3 separate regions of the Homo sapiens genome follow, and all the other regions are linked to region 3. Evidence: chromatin contacts called from ENCODE Hi-C data. All regions are on one chromosome and are shown on one strand. The core of a region is the stretch at or near the end of the contact, and the rest is flanking DNA. Distances in the headings are between cores, read along the strand shown.

Region 1 (3,956 bases), core at 154-2,653, 2.2 Mb before region 3:
CATGGCTGGGGAAGCCTCAGGAAGCTGACAATCAAGGTGGAAGGTGAAGGGGAAGCAGACACATCCTACAAGGCTGGAGGAGGAGGAAGAGACAGAGTGGGGAGGTGCCACACACTTTTAAACAACCAGGTCTTATGAGAAGTCACTCACTATCACAAGAACAGCTGGGGATTATAATTCCACATCATATTTGGGCAGGCAATTCAAACATATCAGTGGCATTTACATTTTTGCAAAAATCCAAACCATATCAGTGGCATTTACATTTTTGCAATTTTTTTTTTTTTTTGAGACAGGGCCTCACTCTTGCCCAGGCTGGAGTGCAGTGGCATGATCTCAGCTCACTGCTGCCTCAACCTCCCAGGCTCAAGCAGATCCTCCAACCTTAGCCTCCCAAGCAGCTGAGACTACAGGTGCATGCCACCAAGCCAAAGGGATTTATATTTATCTATAAATTCATATATAAATCAGATATATTTATATAAAATGTGTATATTATATATATAAATCAGATAAATAAATATGTATTTATATCTGATCTTAAAAGAGTAAAAGGGATTTATATTCCCAGGAAGAAGTAGAAAAGAGGAATATAGATAGTGGTTAAGAACCGGCATTTTGCAATAAGTCTGATCTAGATAGGAATTCTAGCTTTAATATTTACTAGCTCTGTGATCTTGGGAAAATTATTTACAGTTTGTGAACTTCAGTTTCCCTTCTACAAAATAGAGACAGTACCATTTAATTTTTAATTTTTAATGGTATCGTCTCCATTTTATGGAAGGAAAACTAAATGGTATTTTAACCGACAATTCATTAATTTTTAAGACTGACCATTAACAGAGATACTGCATGTAAAGCAGATCACACAGAATATGGCACACTTGAGCACTTGATGTGTACTACATTACTCTTAGTGACGACTTTAATTATCGTGCGCATTCCCAGCGCTTCCTATGGTGCCCAACACAGAGCGGACGCCTAGAGACAATTTTGGGGGATGGGGCAGATGCTCTGCCTCGGGAAAAAAAAAGCACACCTGCCCTGACGTTGGTGGCTGGGTCTGGAAGATACGTGGAAATTAAGCTAAGGATGTGTGGCTTCCAGATCAAAAACCGCAAAAATCTAACGCCGTGACTACTGACTACGGTCAGAGAGCACAGACTGGAGCAACCTCTCACGGCCTGGGCTGTCTGCGCGTGCGTGAGCCAGAAACCCGAGGGGCTCCCTGGGCCCGCCCTATCGATCGACCCGATCGGGGATCGTCAGCTTGGTTCTGGCCACAGAGGTTGCTCTTCTCGCGATGCTTCAGACCTGGCGGCAGGGAAAGGGTGGGCTAATTGGAGAGCCAGGAAGAGCGTGAGGCGGCCCCACGCTGCTTTCCCAGAAGGCTGTGCGTGCTCCTCGCTTCCTCCGCGGTCTTCCGAGCGGTCGCGTGAACTGCTTCCTGCAGGCTGGCCATGGCGCTTCACGTTCCCAAGGCTCCGGGCTTTGCCCAGATGCTCAAGGAGGGAGCGAAAGTAAGGGCTGAAGGAAAGGAATGAGGTGGGAGCGTCAGCATAGGGCTGCGGCGGCCGCGGCGAAGTAGGAGGGCCTACTAACGGGCTGAGCGTGCTGCCCTGGCTCAGCGGCCGGGGGAAGAGAAGATTCCAGAAAGGGAGGTGATTTTGGAAGGGCTCGGCCACCGGAGCCTGCGGGCACTTCTCTTCTTCCGCGACCGGGAGAAGGCCGAGGGATCGGCGGCACGATCGACATTGTACACCTTGAAGGTGGACGGATGTGAAGCCGCGCGTGCGTTTTGCCTCCATCCGTAAATGGGGCTAAGGCCCGTCACCCTTAAAGGAGGTTGTGAGGGTGAAATTGAATAACGTAGATGAAATTGTCTTGAGAACTGCGACGTCGATTATCACATAGCTCGCGAGTTGTAGGATGGGGAAGAACGAGAACTAGCCGATCCAGAGAAGAGAGTGGGAAAAAGGGCCGGGTCTTGGTTGCTTGCTTCCCAGTGAGAAACATACGGCTTTCAGCTTAGTTGACAGAAGCCATGCGTTGTAGCCAAATGAGTTCCGGTCCCAACTTATGTTAGCTGGCTTAATCTAAAATGTAACTTTCTTGGGTTTTGTTTCCTTCGTCTTTAAATTATGGAGATTGGACCAAGAGGTGGTGTCTTTGAGTTCTGTGTAATCTGCAGGATAAGTGATAGAGGGGTGCAGATAACACTTTTGTTTAATGGCCTTTTCTTGAACGTTAGTTCGGTAGCATAGTTTTAAAAAATATCTTACTGCACTATTGATAAATTTGTCTCTTGTGCTATTCAAATTGCATTCCTCTGTGTGTCCTCCAGATTTTGTTAATTCAAGAAATAGATCAGTGTGGTTGAATTTAAGGTTTTATGCGAGGTACGGGGAGCATTAACAGTTTAATAGAACTAGGTTCATGTTTGTAGGATGCACTTTTCAAATAATGTCGGTATAGTAAGTAAATGTCAGGGTTCAAGGTAAATGTTGGTGGAATAATCTTTTGAAAATGATATGGGCTGATTCCCTTGAAAAAATCAGGCTGAGATAATAGCTTCCAATTTGGGTTTTTTTCACTAATACAGTTTTGGAAAACTCGTGTATCACAAAACATTATTTGTCATTCCAGTGCTAGTAGTTTTTTACAGAACACTGAGCTATTTCTTTCAATAAATAGGTACTGAAGGAACTGCAGTGAAAGACAAAAGTCCCATTTGTCGTAGAGTTTATGTCCTTCTAAGGCAGAAATAATGATTAAATAAAAGGAGAATTCCAAATAATGATGAAAGAAACTGCACTATAGTAGAGGATGACAGGAGGTAAAAATGTCTGTAAAAGAAGGATCAGGAATAGACAGAACACTTAGACGTTTAGGGAAGAACTCTTAGCTCAGTGCTTAGTGAGAGAAGCCCCTGAGCCTGGGCTGTTTCCCCCGACCTCTTACTTAGGGGGAAATGCCAGGCTCAGGGACTAACTAGTACAAAGACCCTGAGGAAGGAATGATTTTGACCTGTTTTTTTTTTAAAACAACAACAACAACAACAGGTTGTAGGGCTGAAGCTTACCAAAGAAAGGAAGAATGGTAAGTTCAGAGGAGGAGCCATACAAGGGCCGGGATACGTAGGGCCTTGTTTCCTTGAAAAGGGATTTGCATTTTATCCTAAGCTGGTTGGGAAACCATTGAAGGGTCTTAAGTATGGGAATGAGGGGATCTGATCAAATGGTAGTTTCTCACAGAATGGGGAGTGAGGGGAAGAAGCAAGAGTGTAAGCCAGGAGTTCAGACTTAAGTGTTATTGCTGGAATAACAGTTCTTATTGCTGAAGATGCTTTTAAAGCAGTGGCTATTGGCAGGGGTTGGTGGCTCACACCTGTAATCCCAACACTGGGGAGGCCGAGGTCAGTGGATCACTTGAGGCCAGGAGTTCCTGGCCAACATGGTGAAACTCCGCCTCTCAAAAAAATACAAAAAAAACCAACCTGGTGTGGCGCGCACCTCTAATCCCAGCTACTCAGGAGGCTGAGCCTCCAGAATTGCTTGAACCCGGGAGGCCCAGGTTGCAGTGAGCTGAGATCGTGCCACGATCTCAGCTCACTGCACTCCAGCCTGAGCGATAGAGGAGACTCTCTCTCTCTCAAAAAAGAGTAATGGCTATTAACCTTGGTTTTGGATCACAAAATCATGGCTTGTATTGTAAAGCAGTACTATGTAAATAGAACTTTTTGCAGTGCTGGACATACGCTGTATCAGCGCTGTCCAGTGTGATATTCACTACCCACATGTAGCTACTGGGCATTTGAACTGTGGCTCCTGCAATTGAGGAACTGAATTTTTTAATTTTAATTACTTGAAAGTTTATTTTGATTGCTTTCACTAGCCCCATGTATGTAGCTAGTGGCTACTGTATTGGGCAGCGCTTCTCTAAAGAAATGTTCTCAT
Region 2 (4,185 bases), core at 832-3,331, 2.5 Mb before region 3:
TTGGGTTGTGTGCTCCTTTTTAAAGCAAGAAGCAATGACACCAGGTGTAAAGGCAGTGGTGTCATATAATCAAGACAATGAGACAGGTATTTACGGTTGGCTATTTATTAAACAGCTCTTTCGAGACTTAACCCAATGAGACCTATTAATTCCACCCATATGGTGCTTACCCTCCTCTGACTCCTGAAACTTCTTGTGTATGCATGAAAAGCCAAGGGCCATGAGAAACAGAGCAAGTCCCTTCTGTGTACTCATAACCAAATTTTTATGACGCACAAATTAAGCTCACTGCTTGAAACTTATAGACCACGTAACAGAAACCACAAAAAGGAAACTAAGTCCAGTAAGAGTAGTAAATATTTTTGTTACAATATTTTTTATTGGGTTACCCCTAGCTGCAAATTTCTTCCCCAGTTTTAGCTCTCTCCAGCGCAAATTTATTCTCAGACAGCAGGTCACGAGGCTCCGTCTTTAAACCCGCCTCAGTGCTATTGGCCACTGCCTAAGAGTGCTCTTCCACTTCACCCACTGATAACCTGTATCAAAACAACCCCAGCTGGGTCCCCTTCAGCCTTCTGAAGCAACCTCTCTAGAGCGCTCTTTGGCCTTTTATAGTGGAGGCATGTGATGAGAGTATTTGCACCAGCTGTTTCTAATTACCTCTCAAGCTGGGGCGAATGACTCAGCAACCCAACTTTTTAGAGAGTCATCCTACCTTGTTAACCAACCAACATACCGAACAACAGTAAACCACTTGACAGAAACATAGGTTAAACAACAATACAAGAATCACTACGCCAAAGTCACCCTACTCCAAGCTGACTCACCGGGAGCCTTTCTTCCCTAAGCTTCTTCAAGATGTCCAAAGGCAGAAGTGGCAAGTGCCTTCAAGCCCAGCCCAGCCCTTGCACCACTACCCAAAGACCAGGAAGAAGCAAGCCGACCTCTTCCCATTTCTCTGCTTGACTATGTGAAGCGCTCAAGTGCTCTGCCACTAACACATCTGGGATTTCCACCCTTTATCCTTCTGAACTGCATTCAATGCAGACCCTCTGATGTAAAGGGTGTTCAAATACATGATCAAATTCCCATAGCATCATCCATGGGTAACAGTCCCTACCCCTACACAATTCTCCAAAAAGCAAAGCATCCTACAAAACATTCTTTGTTCCTCCAAGCATGACATTGTAGCTCGTTTTCCTCATACACGTTCTTTCACAATTACTACTACACTTTACCTGGAATCAGCACAAGTTTAACGCAGAAGCCTCACTCCATAAAAGCATTCCGCACAATTCTACTCAATGACATGAAACTGCCGTGTAAGAATGAGAAAGCAACGGCACTCGTGTTACATTACACGAGCACAAAGCTGGTGTCTCCAGAATCAACGCCCACTCTCACCATATTGTGCGAGGCTTAATTACAACGCGTGGGCAAAACTCCAACAAAGGGAGTCCTGGGCTCTCCGGTCCCCAAAACCAGTCTTCGCTAAATCCAGCTCAGCACGGTGGCCTTCTCTCCCCAGCCACAAACTCGGCTTTTCTTACGCGATTCCACGCGCGACAGCCACCGGGCTGAGTAGACGCGAGGCTGGGCATGCGGTGGGAGGCGGCGGAGGACAATACGGGGCCCCAGCCGCGAGGGCGGTGCTGATGTGTCACAGCCCGGGCGGGCCGCGGGCGAGGGGCCGGGCTGGCGCCCGAGGGCAGGGAGGGGGGTGGGGCAGGGACCCCGCGGCCCCCAGCCCCCGCCCGCCCCGGGTAAAGTACGGCGCGCGCGGGTAAACAACAGCTCCGGCAGTGCAGGGGGTTCGGCCGCCGACGGGACGCCCCTTCCGGCGTCGCGGCCACTTCCAGGATCCCGGCCGCCGGCGCCCCCCGCGGGCCCCGATACGTGCCCCCCGCGCCCCGCCCAGCCCAGAAAGAGCCGCCCCCGGCCCGCCCGCGCCTTCACTGGACCTGTCCGCCGGCCTCCCCTCACAGGCCCGCGGCCCTGACCGCGCCAACCCTCCCGGAGAAGGGCCGGCGGGACGGCCGAGCCACTCACCAGAGCTGAGGCGCGGCGCGGCCCGACTGACTGAAGCGAGAGCGCCCGGCGGGCGGCGAGGGCAGCGGTCAGGTGACTCACTCCTTCCGCGCGGCCAGCCGCCCCCTCCCTTCTGCGCCGCTCTGCTGCCGCCACCTCGCGGCGCCAAAACCCCGCCCGCCCGCTGAAGGCCCCGCCCCCGGCGCCGAAGCCCCGCCCTGCCGCCCTCGAAGCCTCTGTCAGCGAACGAGCGCGCGCAATAGCGCGGGGCAGGGGTCGCCGCGGCCGGAAGCCCACGCGGGGGGTTGCAGGGACGGGTCGTAAGGGGCGGGGCGGGCCTCGAGGAGGCGGCGGTGGGGTCCCCGGACCTCCGCGCGTGGCACAGCCCGCATCCTGAACTGACTCCCACTCGAGGACCACCTCTCCTCTCCCTTCTGAGGGCGGAACGGAAAGGCCAAGCGCCTCCTCGCCTCGGGAGCTGCAGGACGCCCTAATTCAGCCGAGTCGCCGCGTGCCCGGGTGCCCGCGAACAGCAGGAGAGAGGACGGGCGCTGGCCCCACAGGGGTCGCTTTACCCCTTGAAGAGCTCCTCGCTGCCTGCCCTGGGGGTGGTGGGCGTCCAGGTTCACAGGGTACTTGAGCTTGCTGGGGTGGGGGTGTGTATGAAGTGCGTCCAGGGTTTTGTGGAGCGCGTCTAGCAGTTGCTCTACTTCTTACTGACAGTGAAACAAGGGCGCCCACGACAGGTGTTCCCTTTTCGCTGTCGCTGCCAGGAAGCTTCCAGCCAGGTTCAGCGCCCAGTGGTGTCAGCCGGCCCATCTCGAGCCTTGGTTCCGCTGTCATCTTCTGGTGCTTATTCTGGTGTTTATCCAACTGTCCGTTTTGAAATTATGTTCCCAAGCCATTTAACACCTCTGGAGAACCAAAGCACTGGCTGTCAGCGGAGCGGGATGCACGCGCAGCGGAGGGGACTGGGCACGCCAACCCCACGAGGGTTCCTGCGGAGATGACACGGACCTTGAGGTCTGAAGCCAAAGGACGATTTGTGTGAAGGGATTTTATTGTTAGCTTTGGAGCCAGCAACAAGAACACAGCCCTGGAGTTCCCGGGGCAAAAAGGATACCAAGATAATAATTCAGGTATTACGACTAACATGACTGCATTTGCACCCACAGGCTGTGGGACTTGGGGACGTTTGAGCTACATCCAAAATACATGAGAAAATCACACAAGTGAAATTGGATGAGAGTGCGAGGGGTGAAGTGATACATTATGACCTAGAATTAGGGGAGGCTTCCTGGAGCAGGTGACATTTGCATTGGGTCTTGATTGGGAAGAGTGGAACCCAGCAGTCTAGATAGGGTCCAGAGGTAGGAGGTACCTCGCATCCCAGGCTGCCTCAGTTCATGGTGAGAGTGCAGATATTTAGTGAAACAGGAGGAAAGGACACTTGGAAATACACCATGAAAGAAGGATTGAAGTTCTTGCAGACACATGGGAGTGTCCGAGGCTTTATTCTCCTTCCACCTTGAGCCAGTGGAATTGCAGTGTCTTTTTTCTACACCTATGCAGTTTTTTCTACACCTGTGCAGTTTTTTCTAGGGGAAGATCAGACCCTCCTCTTTGGGAGGAACTCTTGCTTCTTTAGATAATAGCAGTGACATTTTCTAGCCTGAAAATTATGATGTATGCCCTGATAGGTTTAATTATTTGAGAAGTTCTCACAAAGGTATACAGATGTGCTAAGAGTATCAAGTCAAGTGAGTGACTCTCAAGCTTCATTATGGGGAAGAATATTTGGTTTGCTTGTTAAAATGCAGATTCCGGCCGGGAGCAGTGGCTCATGCCTGTAATCCCAGCACTTTCAAAGGCCAAGGCGGGCGGATCACGAGGTCAGGAGATCGACATGGTGAAACCCCGTTTCTACTAAACCCCAACATGGTGAAACCCCGTTTCTACTAAAATACAAAAAATTAGCCAGGCATGATGGTGTGCGCCTGTAGTCCCAGCCGCTCAGGAGGCTGACACAGGGGAATCGCTTGAACCTGGGCGGTGGAGGTTGCAGTGAGCTGAGATCGCGCCACTGCACTCCAGCCTGGCGACAGAGCAAAACTCTATCTCAAAAAAAAAAAAAAAAAAAAAAATGCAGATTCCTGG
Region 3 (4,168 bases), core at 1,248-3,747:
TTACGTTAACATATTTTTAAAAGCTAAAGTTTATGTAGAGAAGTTGATAGACTGAAATACATTACATATGTCTTTAAAGATACAGATTTTCTGCTGTTTTTGTCCCTTTTTGCCCCAATTTAAGGGAATCACATCTACCTTCACTCATCTTCATTCAGCCTCTGGGCCACCTCTCCTTGAGATGGAGATTATGAGTGTCCAAAATCTCCATCTCAAATCTCCATCTCAAAGCCACTCTGAGGCTGTAACTGTTGTCACCATATATTATCTTCTGAGCCCTTTTCTAAGCAAGAGGTTGAAAATGTACGGATGGCTTTGCCTTCAAGCTTTTGTGATCCCGCGGTCAATATCTTGAAAGTCTAACATGACTTTCCTCATATGTTCTCTCAAGTATCTTGCCTTTTTTCTAGCTAGAAAGAACCAGTAAAATGAAATGAAATCATAGAAAATGGACCGTCAAAAAATTACTGTAATAGAAGATAACAATGTTAAAAAAAAAAGTCTGAAAACCAAACTGGGAAGTAGGAATGATCAGATGTTTGGGAAAAGACGCTTGGGAAACAGAGAAACAGGAAGGAATAATCCTCGTAGTTCGAAGTCGAAGAGAAGGAGGTAGGCTGGACAATGCTTGACAATGCAGAAAGGAATCACACACTCAGGTGTGCGGATGTCAATGTTGAGTTTGAAGGAGAAATGCAACGGCGGGAGGGGGGGAGAGACAGCGAGGGCTGCAAAGGAGAGACTCAGTGAAAAGAGGTAGGCAGAAACACTATCAGAATGTTAATCGAGCGCTGTCAAAATATATCTAAGGCCTTGGTTGATTATTCAACGTTCAACGATGAGGGTGATTTTAGGAAACCAAAATTAAATCTACGAAACCACCCACTCCTAAATGTGTAGGGACTAGAGGTCGTTACTAAGCCCTTCAGAAGTAAGCTGAGTTGCTTCTCTCTGCCATTCTTGCTCATTTGATTTTTCCTGATGAGTGGAAAGCAATGTTTTTGTTTTTGTTTTTCAAGTAAGCAATCTCGCTAGGAAAAAAGAAGTTGGAAAGCATCCGGAAAAGAAAGCTTGTAAGAGGGACGTGTGGGAGAACTAGAAGGGACGCTTCTGGCTGGGGCCAACTGAAGTGGGGAAGATCTGGGGAGGAGCGAGGAAAGGACCCAGATCTACTTGGAGCCAACCAAGAGACCGGACGGGAGTGGGGCGGAAAGGCGGAGACCAGTTCGAGCACTAACGCGGGGGCGCGCGAGTGTGAGGGTTGCGGGTCCGCCCGGGGCTAGGGCGGTCGCTCTCGCCATTGTCCCCGCGGCTTTCCGCCTGTGAAACACGTCCTTCCTCTGGGTCCTTGAGCCCCTCCCACTTTTTGGAGAGAAGAGCCACTCAGTTTTTTTTCCTAAGGACCTGTTGGTGGACCTCTCCTCGCTTTCGTAACGCGGATATAGCCTTTTCCCTTCCTGGTAGGAAGAGGAAGGAGGGGTCCGGGAAGGAAGCCGATTTCCTTCTTTCCCCCTCTGCACGCTTGCTAGCCCCAGCGATCGCTGCTGGCCCCCGGGTAGGAAAGTGGGGTTCCTGGCCGTTTCTGCGACGCTGGCCTAGGGCTTGCAGCTGCTGTTGAGTGAAAGCACGCAGACTGGCGGGAGCCGATCATTTCTCGAATGAAGAAGAAAAAGCGCAATTCCCTCCTTATGCTCTAGGGAATTGAGCCGCGTCCCAGATCACCCATTCCAGAAATGTGAAACCGGGCCCTCACAAAGTCGTCTCTGGTGAAGAGGTGGCGTGCGGGGTGGGGGTTGGTGGAGGGTGAAGGCATAAGCAAACATATTTTAAAATCCAGATCGTAGGAAGTGTCACCTGGCCCCTCACCCAGGCATGCTTTCTGGGGGAAGCGCAGGGCCAAGCTTTCCCTAGAAAAGCTGGGGCGAAGAGAGAGCAGGCGGCGGCTAAGGAGCTCCTGGCAGGCTGGGAAGGTGGAGAAGTGGGGTGAGGTATTTTTCTAGAAAGTGTAGCCCTAGCTCATCTCCTAGATTGGGGAAGAGGGAACTGAGGGAGGAGGGAAGGAGACCCAGGGCAGCTCCAGGATAGGGAAATGTTGAAGAAGGGACTGCGTTCTCCAACCGAACCCTCCCTCCTGGGAACCGCAGCCCAGCGCGGTAACTGAGTTACCGCAACCGGGCGGTGGGGAGGAAGGGTGGTCCAGGAAACCGGCGAGGGAGAAAAGCGGTGGAAGGGAGAGTCTTCTCCCTGGAGCGGCCCCAGCAGTACAAAGTGCTGGTCACAGCGCCCCTTCCGCCCCTAGATTGACGAGCAGTGGCGTGGAGCCAGCGCGGAGGCTGCCCCCTCCCCCTCCCGAGCCCGCAGCGCGGAGCGCGGTTTAGCACCAACGGAGCCGGGGGCGGCGTCTTTGGGATGGAAAAGGGCCAAAGGGGAGGAGTGGGGTGGGGGTGGGGGTTTCACTGGTCCACTATAAAAGGACCGCTCGGCTGCCCGGTTCTTGCACTCGCTGGAAAGCGGCTCCGAGCCAGGGGCTATTGCAAAGCCAGGGTGCGCTACCGGACGGAGAGGGGAGAGCCCTGAGCAGAGTGAGCAACATCGCAGCCAAGGCGGAGGCCGAAGAGGGGCGCCAGGCACCAATCTCCGCGTTGCCTCAGCCCCGGAGGCGCCCCAGAGCGCTTCTTGTCCCAGCAGAGCCACTCTGCCTGCGCCTGCCTCTCAGTGTCTCCAACTTTGCGCTGGAAGAAAAACTTCCCGCGCGCCGGCAGAACTGCAGCGCCTCCTTTTAGTGACTCCGGGAGCTTCGGCTGTAGCCGGCTCTGCGCGCCCTTCCAACGAATAATAGAAATTGTTAATTTTAACAATCCAGAGCAGGCCAACGAGGCTTTGCTCTCCCGACCCGAACTAAAGGTCCCTCGCTCCGTGCGCTGCTACGAGCGGTGTCTCCTGGGGCTCCAATGCAGCGAGCTGTGCCCGAGGGGTTCGGAAGGCGCAAGCTGGGCAGCGACATGGGGAACGCGGAGCGGGCTCCGGGGTCTCGGAGCTTTGGGCCAGTACCCACGCTGCTGCTGCTCGCCGCGGCGCTACTGGCCGTGTCGGACGCACTCGGGCGCCCCTCCGAGGAGGACGAGGAGCTAGTGGTGCCGGAGCTGGAGCGCGCCCCGGGACACGGGACCACGCGCCTCCGCCTGCACGCCTTTGACCAGCAGCTGGATCTGGAGCTGCGGCCCGACAGCAGCTTTTTGGCGCCCGGCTTCACGCTCCAGAACGTGGGGCGCAAATCCGGGTCCGAGACGCCGCTTCCGGAAACCGACCTGGCGCACTGCTTCTACTCCGGCACCGTGAATGGCGATCCCAGCTCGGCTGCCGCCCTCAGCCTCTGCGAGGGCGTGCGCGGCGCCTTCTACCTGCTGGGGGAGGCGTATTTCATCCAGCCGCTGCCCGCCGCCAGCGAGCGCCTCGCCACCGCCGCCCCAGGGGAGAAGCCGCCGGCACCACTACAGTTCCACCTCCTGCGGCGGAATCGGCAGGGCGACGTCGGCGGCACGTGCGGGGTCGTGGACGACGAGCCCCGGCCGACTGGGAAAGCGGAGACCGAAGACGAGGACGAAGGGACTGAGGGCGAGGACGAAGGGGCTCAGTGGTCGCCGCAGGACCCGGCACTGCAAGGCGTAGGACAGCCCACAGGTAGAAGAATTGCTCTCGTTTGTCTGTCCATTCATCCTCCTCTCCTCACTTTATCTATCCCACGCGACTTCAGGGTAGACTCCTGCTGGCAGGCAGGATCATAAGTCCGCGGACAGAACGGAGGCCTGGAGTGGAGGAATGTGGTTTGAGGTTTGGATTGGTGAACTCAGCTAGAAAACATACTTGCATTTGCCCGAATAATGAATAACCAAGAAAAAAACTGACAAACGATTTTCTGCAAACTAAAGCAAAGCATTTAGGCCGGGGAGGGAGAGTTTGTAACCTGACTCCTTCCACCTTTAGCGAGTTGGAGCTTGTGCGAGTTCTTTCCACTCTGTGTATTTCTTTTTAATGATTTTGTGTGCGCCTTTTGTGCGGGTTGCAACGTTGCGCTGAGTTTTGTAACCGCTGCCTGTGCGTGCATCCTGCGCTCACGGGAGGGCGGATGTGGAGAGGGCAGAGGAGCAATGGTGACCTGGGAAGGTAC

What was found. Hi-C counts contacts between places; a loop is a spot of excess contacts on that map. Pooled maps may share reads with other maps.
Region 1: a map of endothelial cell of umbilical vein shows a loop between it and region 3 (6-fold over the local background). The contact joins the promoter of CCT8 here to the promoter of ADAMTS1 in region 3. A Hi-C loop is called at or near these places in 3 of 168 maps with a recorded cell type or tissue (aorta, ascending aorta and endothelial cell of umbilical vein) and 15 of 50 pooled maps.
Region 2: a loop to region 3 is called in a map of heart right ventricle, with 7 times the contacts of the local background. The contact joins the promoter of BACH1 here to the promoter of ADAMTS1 in region 3. A Hi-C loop is called at or near these places in 2 of 168 maps with a recorded cell type or tissue (heart right ventricle and naive thymus-derived CD4-positive, alpha-beta T cell) and 8 of 50 pooled maps.

What each region holds. Positions count from the first base shown.
Region 1 is chr21:29,071,095-29,075,050 of GRCh38, reverse strand. It overlaps CCT8 (chaperonin containing TCP1 subunit 8), which reads left to right and starts at 1,403. Exons shown (of 15, transcript NM_006585.4): 1 at 1,403-1,520. The coding sequence starts at 1,461. RefSeq lists enhancers at 1,178-1,347, 508-1,419, 1,798-1,967, 1,420-2,331.
Region 2 is chr21:29,296,818-29,301,002 of GRCh38, reverse strand. It overlaps BACH1 (BTB domain and CNC homolog 1), which reads right to left and starts at 2,081. Exons shown (of 5, transcript NM_001186.4): 1 at 2,050-2,081. It overlaps LOC105369299 (a long non-coding RNA gene), which reads left to right and starts at 2,267. Exons shown (of 2, transcript XR_937652.3): 1 at 2,267-4,185. RefSeq lists an enhancer at 307-416 and a silencer at 1,647-2,556.
Region 3 is chr21:26,843,738-26,847,905 of GRCh38, reverse strand. It overlaps ADAMTS1 (ADAM metallopeptidase with thrombospondin type 1 motif 1), which reads left to right and starts at 2,497. Exons shown (of 9, transcript NM_006988.5): 1 at 2,497-3,681. The coding sequence starts at 2,952. RefSeq lists enhancers at 1,113-1,712, 1,713-2,313.